Regions from separate parts of the Homo sapiens genome. Here all the other regions are linked to region 1. A link is a contact called in ENCODE Hi-C or POLR2A ChIA-PET data. All regions are on one chromosome and are shown on one strand. Each heading gives the region's core, a stretch centred on a gene start or an enhancer-like site at or near the end of the contact. The rest is flanking DNA. Distances are from core to core; before and after follow the strand shown.

Evidence for each region. Hi-C counts contacts between places; a loop is a spot of excess contacts on that map. ChIA-PET counts read pairs that join two places held with the same protein, here RNA polymerase II (POLR2A). Pooled maps may share reads with other maps.
Region 2: a map with no recorded cell type shows a loop between it and region 1 (4-fold over the local background). The contact joins two enhancer-like sites. A Hi-C loop is called at or near these places in 4 of 37 single-sample maps with no recorded cell type and 4 of 50 pooled maps.
Region 3: a loop to region 1 is called in a pooled map, with 2.4 times the contacts of the local background. The contact joins two enhancer-like sites. A Hi-C loop is called at or near these places in 1 of 168 maps with a recorded cell type or tissue (CD8-positive, alpha-beta T cell) and 1 of 50 pooled maps. POLR2A ChIA-PET finds 5 or more read pairs at or near these places in 2 of 52 experiments (BJ and PC-9).
Region 4: a pooled map shows a loop between it and region 1 (3-fold over the local background). The contact joins two enhancer-like sites. A Hi-C loop is called at or near these places in 4 of 37 single-sample maps with no recorded cell type and 3 of 50 pooled maps. POLR2A ChIA-PET finds 5 or more read pairs at or near these places in 3 of 52 experiments (AG04449, HepG2 and activated CD4-positive, alpha-beta T cell).

Annotation. Positions count from the first base shown.
Region 1 is chr6:52,534,516-52,538,332 of GRCh38, reverse strand. It overlaps TRAM2 (translocation associated membrane protein 2), which reads left to right. Exons shown (of 11, transcript NM_012288.4): 2 at 2,487-2,550. Among named protein-coding and RNA genes, the nearest start is that of TRAM2, 41 kb to the left of the region's middle. RefSeq lists enhancers at 734-793, 1,044-1,133, 1,314-1,363. Within about 2 kb of position 1,617, at least 3 of the 41 ENCODE cell types and tissues checked have a DNase peak (open chromatin) inside an H3K27ac peak, as active enhancers do.
Region 2 is chr6:52,303,085-52,306,901 of GRCh38, reverse strand. All of the region lies in intron 1 of LOC124901329 (a long non-coding RNA gene), which reads left to right. Among named protein-coding and RNA genes, the nearest start is that of MCM3, 20 kb to the right of the region's middle. RefSeq lists an enhancer at 692-761 and a silencer at 2,417-2,711. Within about 2 kb of position 2,106, at least 6 of the 41 ENCODE cell types and tissues checked have a DNase peak (open chromatin) inside an H3K27ac peak, as active enhancers do.
Region 3 is chr6:52,722,435-52,726,251 of GRCh38, reverse strand. No RefSeq gene overlaps it. Among named protein-coding and RNA genes, the nearest start is that of GSTA2, 39 kb to the left of the region's middle. RefSeq lists silencers at 1,597-1,646, 3,695-3,809. Within about 2 kb of position 1,636, at least 17 of the 41 ENCODE cell types and tissues checked have a DNase peak (open chromatin) inside an H3K27ac peak, as active enhancers do.
Region 4 is chr6:52,387,638-52,391,454 of GRCh38, reverse strand. All of the region lies in intron 1 of PAQR8 (progestin and adipoQ receptor family member 8), which reads right to left. Among named protein-coding and RNA genes, the nearest start is that of PAQR8, 27 kb to the right of the region's middle. RefSeq lists enhancers at 1,190-1,399, 41-2,525. Within about 2 kb of position 1,639, at least 26 of the 41 ENCODE cell types and tissues checked have a DNase peak (open chromatin) inside an H3K27ac peak, as active enhancers do.

The DNA.
Region 1 (3,817 bases), core at 368-2,867:
TGGTGCCATTAAGAGAGGAGAATGGATGGCAGACAACCCAAGCCCCACAGAGGTCTCCACCCTGTGCTCTAAAAGACATGTGCATTTCTTGAATGAAATCAAGTGGGAGATATGTGCCTAGGCAGGGTAGAGTGTTTGGTTTATGCCTGCCTGCTTTCTCCTGGCTCCTCCTTTCTCTCATTTCTTCCAACTCCTCTGATCTTCCTTCACAGGGATTTCAGGCTGAGAAGATGAGGTTTATTTTCAGAGGAGTCATGTCAGACAATATGAAGTGTTAGGTGGTTGGGCCAGGAATGACCTATATGAGTGGAGTTCAGAGAGGGAGAGCCAACATGGCTAGCGTGGGCAGGAGGGGCTCTGTGGCAGAGCTGGATTCAGGTGGCTTAGTGCCTGGAAAGGTCTCACAGAGAAGGCCGTTGATGGTAGAGGACAGCCTGGATGATGGCACTGGGGGCAGCTCCCACGACAGAGGGGGAATAAGTACAGCTGAGTGAAGCTGACTTGGCTTTTGATTTTTCATCTTAAGCAATGAGCCGTTACTGAGCACTTACTGTGTGCATCTGGGCTCCTTACGTAAGAGGGGCTGCGAGGATAAATGGGAACGGGACGGCACAGTCCCTGCCTGTGGGACTGTGAGGAGTCTGATGAGAACTGTGGAGGAGGTGAGAGCCTGATGAGAACTATGAACAAGGGTATGGAAATGATAAATACAGCAGAGCATGACACAGAGTGCATCCGGCAAGCAGAGATCATGCCCCTTGAACAGCTGGGAATGGCTTCACAGAGGTTACAATTGAGGTGGGTCATGAAGGGATGTGTGAGATTCTAATCAGGAGAGCTGTGTGTGTGTGGTGGTGGGTATAGGAAAGGTAGGACGCAAACTGAGAGTGGCTAAAACTCCCCAAAGGAAGTGGTGAGTAGAATATATTGGCTGAAACCCAGCACATCTGTTCTAAAGAAAATACAGGCAGTTGGACAGGAAGGTAGGTCGAGAACACTGAAAAAGGTCTTGACCAAAGGTAATAAGGTTTTAGGGTGGGGATTAGGAAGACCTGTATATTCGGATAGGGCTTGGTGTTTTCTATCACTCCTCTTAGCTAATCTCATTTGGGTTTTTCCCTGCAAGCCTGATAGGACATGTCTAAGGCTGCAGCACAAAGACACGAGAAGTCTTGTCCTGCATCTCTGTGTACAGAGTAAATGACACCCACTGAATGGGATGGGTCTTGTTGACCAGGGGAGTGGGGAGATTTGCTCTTTAAAGGAGAGGGTTGTCTCTAGAGGTAGCTGAGGATAGTGACCTCTCACTGGCATGTCTGGGCAACACAGGGCATCTGTGATGTATCATTCACTCATTTCCATGCTGCCTTTGCCACTGTCCAGTGTGTTTGTCCTCCACCCTATCCCTCACATGTGCATCCTTCAAACCTCTGTTAGAGAAGAACCAGCACCCCTTTATTGACGAGGTGTCTCCAGAGGGCCCTTGGGAAAGGCCTGGTCCTGGGCTGCCTCCTCACCTGGCCTTGCTGCAGGTTTCAGAACAGTGTGGATGGTGGTTCTCAGGCCCACCTGCACATCCGAAACCTCTGGGGAGCTTTGAACAACGCTAGCAGCTGGGCCAGCGCCACACCAGTCTGTAGTACCCAAACTAGCTGAGGTATTACAAGCACCCCTGATTTTATGGACAAGCAGACTGAGGCTCAGCGTATAAGATTACTTGCTGGTAGATACATAGCAAGAAAATGGCAGAGCTGGCATTTGAACCCAGGTAGTCGATTCTTGAGTCCAACCTTCAAACCCCCAGGTTTTGTCATCCCTCCCCTGCTGGCTAAACTGTCACAGTACTGATTTGGCCATTCATAACTAGGTGGCAACCACAGTTTTTTGTTTCACAGCACAACTAAGATTTTAAAGGCAGTTTTTGAAATAAACAAACCAGGAATGTGGGATGTTACTTCTGGCCCCATGCCTCCCAGTAAGGTAGATGTGAAATTAGCAGCTGGAATTCTCTGTTTCTGAAGCTCAGGTGTCGACTTTCAGGGCTGCTCTCCAATGCACAGGCAGCCAAAGTGCTGTGGAAACCTCAGCTAGGTCCTAACCTTCTTGAAGGTTGTGACTTTATTTATTAGTTTCTGTCTTCCACAATGCTGATGCACAGAACTAAACTGATAAATATCTGAATGAACGAATGGCTGACAAATTTGTACTATTCACTTGTGAGCTCCTGTCCTGCCATGCACAGCTTGTTTCATCTCATCTGCAGTGAGTACCAGTCTAGATACCATCTGAGTCCCAGGGTACAGGTATTGAGAGGTATGTCATTAAAGAAAAATAGAACAAAAACTAATGCTAACTCTGCATTAGGCAGAACCGTTCAGTCAAGAGGTTTGAGGGTCTAAGATGTAAAAGGGGCGGTTAGCAGCTTCCACTTGTTTCTTTTGATGTGGCCAAAAGCTAAACTGGAACTCTTTTCCTTTGTTTTACAGGTCACAGCCAAGACTGCCTTTCTATTTATTTTACCTCAGTATAACATTAGCGTGCCTACAGCAGGTAAGAATCACTGGTCTCCATCTTCTCCTGGCCCTGTTAACCCTGAAGGACCTGGAAAGCTTCCTTTTCCCCATCTGTGTACAATTTTTTTTTTTTCCCCCATGACGGAGTCTCTGCTCTGTCACCCAGACTGGAGTGCAGTGGCACAATCTTGGCTCACTGCAACCTCCACATCCCAGGTTCAAGCAGTTCTCCTGCCTCAGCCTCACAAGTAGCTGGGATTACAGGCGTGTGCCACCACGCCCTACTAATTTTTGTACTCTTAGTAGTGAAGGAATTTCACCATGTTGGCCAGGCTGGTCTCGAACTCGTGACCTCGTGATCTACCTGCCTTGGCCTCCCAAAGTGCTGGGATTACAGGCATGAGCCACCACGCCTAGCTGTGTACAATCTTTTTAGATATTTCAACCAGCCTCTGGCAGCCTCCACCACTGAGATTGCAGTGGTGCAGCATTAACCGCTAAGAACTTCCCTCTCTTCTGCTCTCTGTCTTCTTCATCAGAAGAGGACCTGCTGCACCACGTGGTGCTTTGTGCAGCTCCTACTCCTTTCTCCAAAGCATCTAACATTGAGTTCTGTTGGAGACAGGATGTGAGGCATCATGACCATTGATCTGTTCTCCAGAGCATGGCTTCCTTTTAACATTTTCAGAGGAGAATGGGCAGGATGTTGCGTTTTGATAGTGCATGGAAGCATGGTTGGGGCCCAGGGTGCTGCACTCTGACTGGGTTGGGGTAAGGACCAAACCTCAGGCCCAGCCACAAGTCTTGTCACAGGACTGTTGTTAAGGCTCACTGACTAGAGCTGCTGCATCACAAGCTTCCCCCATAGTGGCTGAGCATTTCCAAGCACTTACAGGGAGCCCAGCCAGCATCATGCCAGGTACCAGAGCGGCCTCACAGGCAGTTCCCAGTACAGTTGAGGGGCTACAGCTCAAGGAGCAGCAAGGCCAGGCAGGTAAATCGCTGAACTGGACAGGGGAGAGGGTCTATCTAAAGGAGTAGCTGCTGCTCACTTCCAGCCAATTGTCACATAGGAGTGTAAAACCTGTGAGCCTAAGAGCTTCCTTTTCCACCCCCTACAAAAGAATCCAAAGAAATCTCTTTTTAGGTAGAAATACTCTGATTTTTAAATGTTGCCAACTAATTTAGAAATTCTGCAAACACCATGCGGGTCAACATTGTGTAAACCAAACCAACACATCTGAAGGCTGAGTCCAGCCCTCGGGCACAGGTCTGCAACTTAGGGGTTCTCCGATCCCGCCACC
Region 2 (3,817 bases), core at 857-3,356, 230 kb after region 1:
GATTCTCCTGCCTCAGCCTCCCAAGCAGCTGGGATTACAGGCACGCACCACCACACCTGGCTTTTTTGTATTTTTAGTAGAGACAGGGTTTCTCCATGTTGGTCAGGTTGGTCTCGAACTCCCGACCTCAGGTGATCCGCCCGCCTCGGCCTCCCAAAGTGTTGGGATTACAGGCATGAGCCACCACGCCCTGCCAAGAACACACTTTTTCCTATAGAAATCGCAGGGAGTAAGATAGCCGGGCGAGGTGGGGGGTACGGGTGGAGAACAAACCTGTGGGAGAATGGAGATGAGAGCAATTCGTGAATGCAGCCTGGGGACCGGTTCCCATGAGAGAAGCTCCAAACCTCAGTGGGAAACCTAAAGCTCTCAAACTGTCTTCATGTACTTTATTATCATTTTTTTAAGGTGTTGGGGGTAGGGGATGGCGATTTAAGAGGAGGGCAGGGGCCAAGATCCCTTGTTTTTCTTCCTCTTTTCTCCAAGCAATTAACAGATGGAAAGGTCTCAACCAATGAACAGATAGAAAGCAGCAGCAGGCCTTGCTCCTAGGTAGAAAATGGGGTGGGGAAGAATCAGCCTAAGGCTCCCCTCCACCTCCACCTCTCCTGGTGGGGTCCAGTGAGAGCAGTCTAGCACTGCTTGGAGGGACTTTAAGTGGCTTTATGAAAAGGCCTGCCATCTAAGATGGTAACTTGAGTTAATAACTAAGGAGGAAGCAAAGGAATTCATGTAGCACAGAGTTGTGAGCCCGATGAAGAGGCGGTATTGCTAAAGTCGGATCATGATGTCTTACATCAAAAGAAATCATAAGGCAAAGAAAGGAGAACAGAAACTCTCATTTCCTCTTGATCACTGTCGGTTGGCTAAGTTGTCATTTTCAAGTGGAAGATGCCAAAAAGTCCAGTAATAGAGTAATTTTTCAGACAGGTAGACAGGAAGCATACTATTACAATGAGACTACAGTAAGTCTCAAGGTGGTGGCAGTGACTCCCACCTAGATAGAATTTTAGGAAATATGTTTAATTACTACATGAAAAGATTCATGGAAATCATTAAAGTCCTAAGTGCCAGAATATGCAGTCCTGCCCACGTCAAGAATTTGCCAGCAATAACAAGCACAGACTTTCCAGTCACAAACAGCTACCTAGAAAGAAATGACAAAGTACTGATTCTTTTTCCAAGCTGCTGATCCGATAACGAACATGAGATTTAGTATCTATAATGGCTGTCTCACTTCATCTCCTGTGCCTGTCATAATTCCTAGCACATTAAAGGGGCTCAATAAATATTTGTGGAATGCGTTGCTGAGTTCATAATATTTACCACGTTGTATTTATTTTACTACCTTAGAAACAATCTCTAAGACGACAAGTTATAGCCATCTTAGCAGAGATCCTGTGAGATCTGGTCTTTTGAATTAATTTTAAGATGTTACAGCAACTAAAGGCCTTAGTTAGGATTAGGTGAGTCCAACATGCTTGTTTTATAAGGAGAACACTTGGGACAGAGAAAGGGAGGGTAACTTTCCTAAGGTCACACACCCTTTGGAGCTAGAATATGCATGCATCTTCTGACTCCTAGCCCCACCTAGGATGGACACCAGCTCTTAGAGAAAGAGCAGCTCAAAAAACACATCATGATATTATGGAAGTAGATTTTCATTAAGTAAGAAACAGCAGGAAAGCACTGCAGTATGAAAGAGAAAGCACTGCAGTGGTGTGTCAAGAATGCTTTGCAGTCTCAGTTCCTCCATTAGGCAGCTGATTAGACATTCCAAGTGACTTGGCAATGTGAGAGCGCTGAGATCTAGAAATATCCAATGCTAATGTTAAAGTCTATTCTTCCATGTGGTTTTTCTTTCTGAAAACTTTAAGGAATAATTGATTTTTTTTTCACTCCTGTCAAGCAGGTCCTTCCTCATAATAGATTGAAATATAGAGTGAATTTTTTAACTAAAAGGCAGAAACCCGAGATTGAAAAAGGTCTTGGCTTTTTGTCTTAAAACAAAACAAAAACAAAACAAAAAACTAACCATCTTCATGTGCCTGCTTGTGGGGGACGTTAGATGATCAGGGCAAGTAAAACTGGTGAAGCAGTTTGGTTTGTCAGGGCACTCTTTGAATTTAGTGTGTGGGAGGGACTTCCTGTAGAATTTTGCCAATTTTTTTTTTTTTAATTTTTATTTTTGAGACGGAGTCTCACTCTGTTGCCCAGGCTGGAGTGCAATGATGCAATCTTGGCTCACTGCAACCTCTGCCTCCCGGGTTCAAGGGATTCTCCTGCCTCAGCCCTCCCTAGTAGCTGGGATTATGGGCATGCACCGCCACGTCCGGCTAATTTTTTTTTTATTTTTATTTTTGTATTTTTAGTAGAGACAGGGTTTCTTCATGTTGGTCAGGCTAGTCTCCAACTTCTGACCTCAGGTGATGCGCCCGCCTCGGCCTCCCAAAGTGCTGGGATTACAGGCATGAGCCACTGTGCCCGGCCCTTATTTTGGTTTTTCAGGGCACTCCTTGATTTTAGTGTGTGGGAGAGACTTCTGTAGAATTTTGCCAATGTGTTTGCTTGGTGAAGAGAGTCAGAATAAGGGAGGAGACCACCCCTCATATTGTCTTATGCCCAATTTCTGCCTCCAACAAAAGAAGAAGTAAAAACTAAAAGGCAGAAATGAAATCCACAGGCAGACAGCCCGGCGCCGCGTCCTGGGCCTGGTAGTTAAAGATCAACCCCTGACCTAACTGGTTATGTTATCTATAGATTCCAGACATTGTATGGAAGAGCATTGTAAAAATCCCTGTCCTGTTCTGTCTCGTTCTGATTACTGGTGCATGCAGCCCCCAGTCACATACCCGCTGCTTGCTCAATCCATCAGAACCCTCTCATGTGGACCCCTTTAGAGTTGTGAGCCCTTAAAAGGGACAGGAATTGCTCACTTGGGGAGCTTGGCTCTTGAGACAGGAGTCTTGCCAATGCTCCCAGCCGAATAAATTCCTTCCTTCTTTAATTCCGTGTCTGAGGAGCTCTGTCTGTGGCTCGTCCTGCTACAAGAAGGCCAGGAAAAATGAAAAGTCCTTTAGAAGGAAGGGGTCATTAAGGAGAGGAAGTCTGTGTGAGGAAAAGAATGATATCCACACTAAGAATGAGTCTTATTTTCTCTGAGCTGTTTTACTTTGGCTCTTGTATTGCTGACTGATTCTGTAAGAACATGGAGGGAAGATACTGATGTGTGGTTACACAGATATAATTTCATTCATACCTGCATTCACTTCATAATGGAAGGCCTGATATTCATCAACTAACTCAACCCTGAGCTTCCACGGTTACCTGGGGGAAAATTTCATTGACTTTTATTAGGAAAGTCACACACACTCACACATCACTGTACCCAACTCAACTCAAAGGCCTCCACCACCCTCAAAGCATGCTTTCAGCATCAAGCTCAGGGGGGACTGCAACATCTTGCACAAGCTGTCCTGCAAAGGAGAGCCATTGCTGCTGTGCTTGTGGCTGAGAGTGAAGAGGCTGAGCAGGTGGCTTCCCTGGCCCAGACCATGCAGGTCAAACTGAATCAATATTGGAGAACCAAAGCAGGTCATCTGTTCTCTGTTCATAGAGCCAGATGCTTGATCTCTTAGAGCCCACAGGACCAGAGCTCTCTCCACATTGTCCCATCTTCAGCAGGACCTCTGAGTGGGCAGACATCCCCGACAGTTGGAGGCAAACCTTCCTGATGTCTAAGGAGACATTTTACTTTATCTTTGAAAAGCTGGCCACACATCTTCAAAGGAAAACCATCCACATAAAATTGCCTCTG
Region 3 (3,817 bases), core at 387-2,886, 190 kb before region 1:
TGGTATTTAATACTTACACCATCCGCCATTTTAATAGTGAGTTTATATATATATGTGTGTGTGTGTGTGTATAACTGAAGTGGATATTAATTTCTCTGCACTGGGGGAATTGGGTCAATATTTGAGCCATTAGGTATACTGACTTGCCAGTTTTCTGGGATATTCTTGAAGAACAAATATGTTTTAGCAACATTCTGCCAATTAGAGCTGCTTAGATGAGGCAGCTGTGAGTCAGCACAAATTTAATCTGTGTTGACTTTGCTCTGCCTTGCCTCCTACCTTTCTCCAATCTTTACTCACCTTCCCTCTGCACACAGCAGCTGTTTCAATATATTTGTCCTTTGAAACTTTGAATACAGTTGCAACATTCTAAGTCAACAGGGCAGCTAAGTATACCTAGCAGAAAAATTAGACTTTAACCTCAGAAATTGACAAAATCTTCTCAAGGATTATGGTTCCAATAAATACTGTTTAAAGTATTTTATTCATAGTTCTATTCAATAAAAGTTTATAGAGCACCTACTTTGTTCCCTGAATTGTTTTAGGCACAGAGAATGCCAGGAAAGACTAAGTCCTGAATGACAGGAACCAGAAGATCCAGTGAGCGAGGGTCTTAGTCAGAGGGAACAATGAGACAGGGTGTTGGTCAGGAACAAGTTGGGTGTGTTTTAGGTACACTAGTGTTGTGGGAGCAAGGCGAGGAAGTATTGAAAGATGAGGCCAGCATGGGTGTATTAGTTATCAATTGTTATATACCAACTCACCCCGAAGTTTAGGGACTTAAAGCAATAAATATTTATTATCTCACACAATTTCTGAAGGTCAGGAATCTGGGAGCAGCTTAGCCGGGTGGTTCTGAATCAGCATTTCTCAGGACGCTGCAATCAAGTCACTAACAGGCTGTGTCAGCTGAGGGCTTGACTGGGATCTGTTTCCATGATGGCTCACTCACATGGCTGTTGGCAGAGGCCTCAGTTCCTCTCTGAAAGTTGGCAATACATCTCACTTCTTTGGCATGCCTGCTTCTGTGTAGGACTGCTTGAGTGTCCTCAGGACATGGCAGCTAACTTCCCCTGGAGTATGTAAGCAAGAGGGAAACTACAATGTCTTTTATGACCTAGTATTGGAAGTTACACCTCTGATGATAGAGAAGGGCTGAGGACATCGCCTCGGGGGAGATAGCAGTTGGAGAAGAGAAGGCTGGGTGGAGCCAGCGAAGGCGTCTGAAGAGGAGGGGTCAGTGAAGTAGAAGGAAGTCCAAGAAAGTGTGGCATCATGAGGCCAACAGTCCGGCAAGAGGATGGAAGAGTGGACATTGAATTTGGTACCACGGAGGCTACTGCTGACCCGAGGAGAGAAGATGGGGACACAAGCCTGACTGGAGTGGGTTGAGGAGAAAATGGGACGTGAGGTAGAGGAGACAGCAGCTACCGGCAGCCGTTTTGAGAAATTTTGCTCCGAAAAAGGGCATATGGTTGGGACAGTAGACTTTCTCAGTGATCTAAAAGAGGAAGGGAAGGTTGAGTAGGCTGAGCTCAGTTTCATTTGCAATTGTGGAAAGTCACCTAAGAGTGGCTGAGTCTGTGCACTGAACTCTTTACAGCCACCAGGGAGGTCCCTTGGCTCTGGGCAGTGCGCCATCTGGTGCTCAGTCATGGAGTCAGCGTTAGACTGACACAGTAGGTTGGGCAATCCCTTTGCTGGAACAGAGACTTTTTTTCTCATAAATTTTAAATCCAAGTTGGAGTAAATTGCCAAAAGAACAACTAAAAAATGCTGACTGAAAGGCAGAGGTGCAAAGTTCTCCTCACTTCCTTTTAACCCCTTCCAATTTATTCCATTTTGTCTTTCTTATTCCCTCATCCTCTTCACCTTAATCCATGAGTCTCTCTGTATTTCCTTTTCCACTGTCCATTTCTATGACGCAGAATCTAACGATGCAGCTACAAGCCAAGAAACACCAAAGATTGCTGGCAGCCACCAGAAACCAAGAGAGAGGCTGGGAACAGATTCTCCCTTAGAGCTTCCAGAAAGAACCAGCTTTGCTGACCTCTGGATTCTGGACTTCTAGCCTCTAGACATGTGCAAGAATAATTTCTGCTGTCTAAGCCACCTAGTTTGTGGTAATTTGTTAGAGTGGCCACAGGAAAAGAATTCAACTACTTTGCAATAAAAAAAGGAATGAATACATAAAAAAGCACAGATGAATTTTGAAATAATTGTGCTGTGTGAAAGACACCAAACAAACAAAATACCTGCTGTATGCTTCTAATTATATAAACTTCTAGAAAATGCAAACTAACTCATTGTGACAAAAAGCAGATGAGTGGTATGGGGCCAGGCAGAAGAAAGGGATTTCCAAAGGGCATGAGGATGTGAATAAGTTCAGTATCATGATTATGATGATAGTCTCATAGGTGTATATGTGTGTTAAAACTTATCCAATTGAGGCTGGGTGTGGTGGCTCACTCCTGTAATCCTAGCACTTTGGGAAGCCAAAGCAGACGGATCACTTGAGGCCAGGAGTTCAAGACCAGCCTGGCCAACATGGTAAAACCCCATTTCTACTAAAAATACAAAAATTAGCTGGGTGTGGTGGCACACTCCTGTAGTCCCAGCTACTTGGGAGGCTGAGGCATGAGAATCACTTGGACTCAGGAGGTGGAGGTTGTAGTGAGCTGAGGTCACACCACTGCATTCCAGCCTGGAGGCAACAGAGCGAGTCTCGTCTCAAAAACAAAAACAAAACTGAAAAACTTATCCAGTTGTACACTTAACTCTGTACACTTTGTTTTTTTTTTGAGACAGTGTCTCGCTCTTGTCGCCCAGACTGGAGTGCAGTGGCCTGATCTCAGCTCACTGCAACCTCCTTCTCCCAGGTTCAAGTGATTCTCCTGCCTCAGCCTCCCAAGTAGCTGGGATTACAGGCGCCCACCACCACGCCCAGCTAATTTTTTGTATTTTTAGTAGAGATGGGGTTTTGCCATGTTGGCCAGGCTGGTCTCAATATTTCATATATATATAATATATTGCATATAATACATTATATAAAATACACATATATTTTAAAGTATCAATTATATCCCCTAATACAGTAATAAAACCAATAGATGCAAATAAACAATCACAAATCTATTATGTACATAAGCAAGCTGTACAATCCTTCTGCTCTCCAGCTGGTCTCTTCAGCTGCCTCTGTCCTTTGGAAGGCTTCCTTCTGCTTAGAAACAGGCCCAGGCCTCCACTGTCCTAACCTTCTTAGCCATGCACCCACACTCCTCAGAAGAAACCAAGAAACACTCCACAACAAATTTTTAAAGTTCTTTATCCTTGGCTAGTTTTCCCTTTTGCTATTTCCTTCTTTCTTTTCACGTCCAAAACTTGAGTAGTCTGCATTCTAGCTCTACTTCCTCTCTCAAAGTCTTGAATTTTAAATTCTTTTTTTTTTTTCCTTTGAGATGGAGTCTCGCTCTGTCGCCCAGGCTGGAGTGCAGTGGCACAATCTCGGCTCACTGCAAGCTCCGCCTCCCAGGTTCTCGCCACTCTCCTGCCTCAGCCTCCCGGGTACCTGGGACTACAGGCGCCCGCTACCACGCCCGGCTAATTTTTTGTATTTTTAGTAGAGACGGGGTTTCACCGTGTTAGCCAGGATGGTCTCGATCTCCTGACCTCGTGATCCTCCAGCCTCAGCCTCCCAAAGTACTGGGATTGTAAGCATGAGCCACCACGCCCGGCCAAATTTTAATTTCTTAATCAATGAACTAATCATCTTAGTTCTATGAGTTTCAAGGTCTTTTCTCAGTCTATCTTTAACTTT
Region 4 (3,817 bases), core at 390-2,889, 150 kb after region 1:
GTGCATATTTCCTCCCTATATTTAACAAAACCTAACAAACAGAATTTCGACATCCAAAAATGGAGTATTTGATTGTGTAAATTAAGATAAATCTATAAAATAGAATACTATGCACTTATTAAAATAACTAGCATATTTACATTTATTGTTATACAAAGATACACATGATATGTGAGCTCCATTGGTTTTTCACTGTAGTCTCCACTGCACTTAGAAAAGTGATGGACTAGCACATTGTACATTCTCAAAAAAGATTTCTTGAATGAATAAATGAGTCAAAGACATGTAAAGGAAAAAACAAATTTAAAGTATGTGTTCCGCCCAGCCCTATTTTTGTAATCATACAAACATGGTACAGATGAAGTATGGAAGTGCATATAATCAAAACAATATAGCTATTGCCATGAAGGGATTGTGGGGAATTTTACTTTTCTTCTGGAAATACTATCATTATCGTACTTTTTAACAACAAACATTTACTACTTTTGTAATTGGAAAGCAAAAGTTAGTACTACTCTGCAAATAGGAATATTTGACATAAATATGCAAAAATTGGTAAAACCTAAGTTGGTAAAATATTAAGACCCTCCCCAAGAAACACCCCAGCATTATAAAGGAATACACCCATACTTGCATTTTTCTGTGAGCTCAACTAGTTAGCATACCAAATTAATTATTACGAGTAACCTAACTATACTTGCCATAGGGTAAGCTATTGGTCATGGGGGGTTTAAAGGGAAAAAAATATGTAACATCTACTGTTAATGCAGCAAAGATGTTCTCTTAGATTGGAAAAGCCAGTATACACAATATTGTCAAAAGACCTTCCCCACAGCACACAAACTCAAACGGCATTAATACGTGAGTCACTTCCTGACCATGTGGGTTTGTGGTACGGCTGAACCGTGCCTATAAAAAAAAAGTAAGGTACACCTTTTTGCCACAGATCTGGCAGCAAGATGTGTCCTTCTGGGCTCAGTGAGCTCTCCACTTATGAATCTTTTCCTCTGTGGTGCCCTATAATATTCCTAAGAGGAGAAAGAAAAGACAGCCTTAATTTGTTGCTGTGCCCTGGGAAAGATGAGCAGAGCAAATTTCCTCTGAGTGCCTTTTTCTCTTTATCTAACTAGAACCCTCTAGCTAGAATTTCTGTCTGTTCTGTCACTTCCTATACTTTCCACATCTCAGCTAATCTCACTTGAGAAAGTACTGGTTTCAAAATGCATCATTACAGACAGAGAATGCATCTGCCACATGGAATAAATAGTATCTGTGTTTAATCTGTCGAGTGGGAGAAGTCAGAGGAGCTGGGAACAATTTACTGGGAGAACACACTGAGCAGTCTCCAGGCAATCAACAGTTCAGGTGTGAAGATCATGTTCTTCTGAGGCTTCTTGTTTGAGTAAAGGTAAACTTTGCTGTCTGAAACTCCCACTAATTAAAGCCTAGGGACAGGTGTCTCCCTGGACTTTCTACATGAGTGTAACTATCGGCTTCGTTAGGTGTGGTTTGGCTTCAGTCAGGCAACCTCTCAACTAGATCTAGCTTCTCACCGGCAGGAAGCTTCATCACTGATCTGCAAACCAGCTGGGACCCGGGCCAACCCGGGTGAACGTGAAGAGAGCTGCTCATTTCCACTGGCAGGAAATCAATCTTGGAAATGCCCTTTCCACAGCAGAAAATCAGATAACAAATCGAGCTAGAGTTTGGAGCACCATATAAAGAAAGCTGTGTTCCCTAGCAATTAAACATTAACTCTTCTGCAGTGACAACAGTACACTCTCCTGGTGGTTCTAAGACCCAGCAATTTTATTTGCTATAAAGAGTCAAGCAAGTCACTTTATTCTTCATTTCTCCTTAGATATCTCCAAGGCCTTAGTTCAATTCCAAATCACCACAAAGCCTTCTCCAGGCCATCTTGATTCCTCCCCCGCCCCCAACCCTTATCTATCTATTCCACATATTTTGGTAAGGAGAACATCAGGCTTGCCCATTACTTCACTACTGTGTGTGTAGAGAGCCTTCTCTCTTCTGCTTATTGAATTGCAAGCCTCTGGAGACAGGAACACTGGCTTACCTATGCTTTATTTCTATCAGCAAACAGTCAGAGGAAAGATGTCCCCAGAATGTGTCAATAGATCATTGTTCAAAAACAAAGTGAATGACTATCCTTTGCCTGCTTCTAAAGGTAAAAACCAGTGAGATCTAAGAAAACGAAAATGTGGGTTTTCAAAAGAAAACACCATTTGAGTTGGATCTTATTTATTTGTGTGGTTCATCCACTTGCTAGGTATCCGCACCAATATTTAAATTGCTGGCTGAATTTCTAACCATCAGCTTGTTTTTGGTCTATCATCTCCTACCATTTGTCATTTTTATGACCAAGAATGCCTAAGCAAAGACTTAGGAAAAGGAGGGGCCAGGCAGAGAAACATAATGTAAAATAACACTGGAGCACTGTTAGAACTCGTTTTTATTCTTGTTGCATACAAAAGGCAGAACAGACTGTCCTGATTGCCTGAACAAGCCACACACTTGACATCGCCAATGTTATTGTAGCCTGCTGTGCCTGGCAAAACCCACTTCTCTCTCAAATTCAGGCTCAGATATAACCCCTCCCCTGTGAAGCTTAGCGACAGCCTGAAGTAGAACTCATCATGTCTTATTAAGCCCTCTGTCTTTGTCCATTCAGGGTGCTGTAAGGAAATATCAAAGACTAGGTGGCTTATAAACAACAGAAATCTATTTTTCACAGTTTCTAGAGGCTGCAAAAGTCCAAGATGAAGGCACCAGCAGATTTGGTGTCCAGTGAGGGCCCACTTCTGGTTCAAACATGACTGTCTTCTTGTTATGTCCTCACATGGCAGAAGAGGCAAGGGAGCTCTCCTGAGTTTCTTTTATAAAGGCAGTAATACCATTCATCTAGGCATTCATCTAGGTCAGTGGTCCCCAACCTTTTCAGCACCAGGGACCAATTTCATGGAAGACAATTTTTCCACGTATGGGGGCTGGGGGTTGAGGAGTATGGTTTCATGATGATTCAAACCCATTACATTTATTGCTTTTTTTTTTTTTTCCTGACACAGGGTCTTGCTCTGTTGCCCAGGCTGGAGTGCAGTGATGCCAACTCAGCTCACTGCAACCTCCACCTCCCAGGCTCAAGCCATTCTTGTGCCTCAGCCACCCAAGTAGCTGGGATTACAGGCATGCACCACCACACCTAGCTGATTTTTGTATTTTTAGTAGAGATGGGGTTTCGCCATGTTGGCCAGGCTGGTCTCAAACTCCTGACCTCAAGTGACCCGCCCACCTTGGCTTCCCAAGGCGCTGGGATTACAGGCATGAGCTACCGGATCCAGCCTATTTCTATTATTTTTACATTATAATATATAAGGAAATAATTATACAACTCACCATAATGTAGAATCACTGGGAGCCCTCAGCTTGTTTTACTGCAACTAGACGGTCCCATCTGGGGTGATGGCAGACAGTAACAGATCATCAGGCATTAGATTTTCATAAGGAGAGTACAACCTAGATCCTTTGCATGTGCAGTTCACAATAGGATTGGCACGCCTATGAAAATCTAATGCTGCTGCTGATCTGACAGGAACTCAGGCAGTAAAGCCAGCAAAGCAGAGCGGCTGTAAATACTGATGAAGCTTTGCTTACTCGCCCACTGATCACCTCCTGCTGTGCAGCTCAGTTCCTAACAGGCCACAGACAGGTACTGGGGGTTGGGGGATCCCTGATCTAGGTGATCACCTCCTAACGGCCCCACCCCCTAATATCCTTACATTAGGGGTTAGGATTTCAA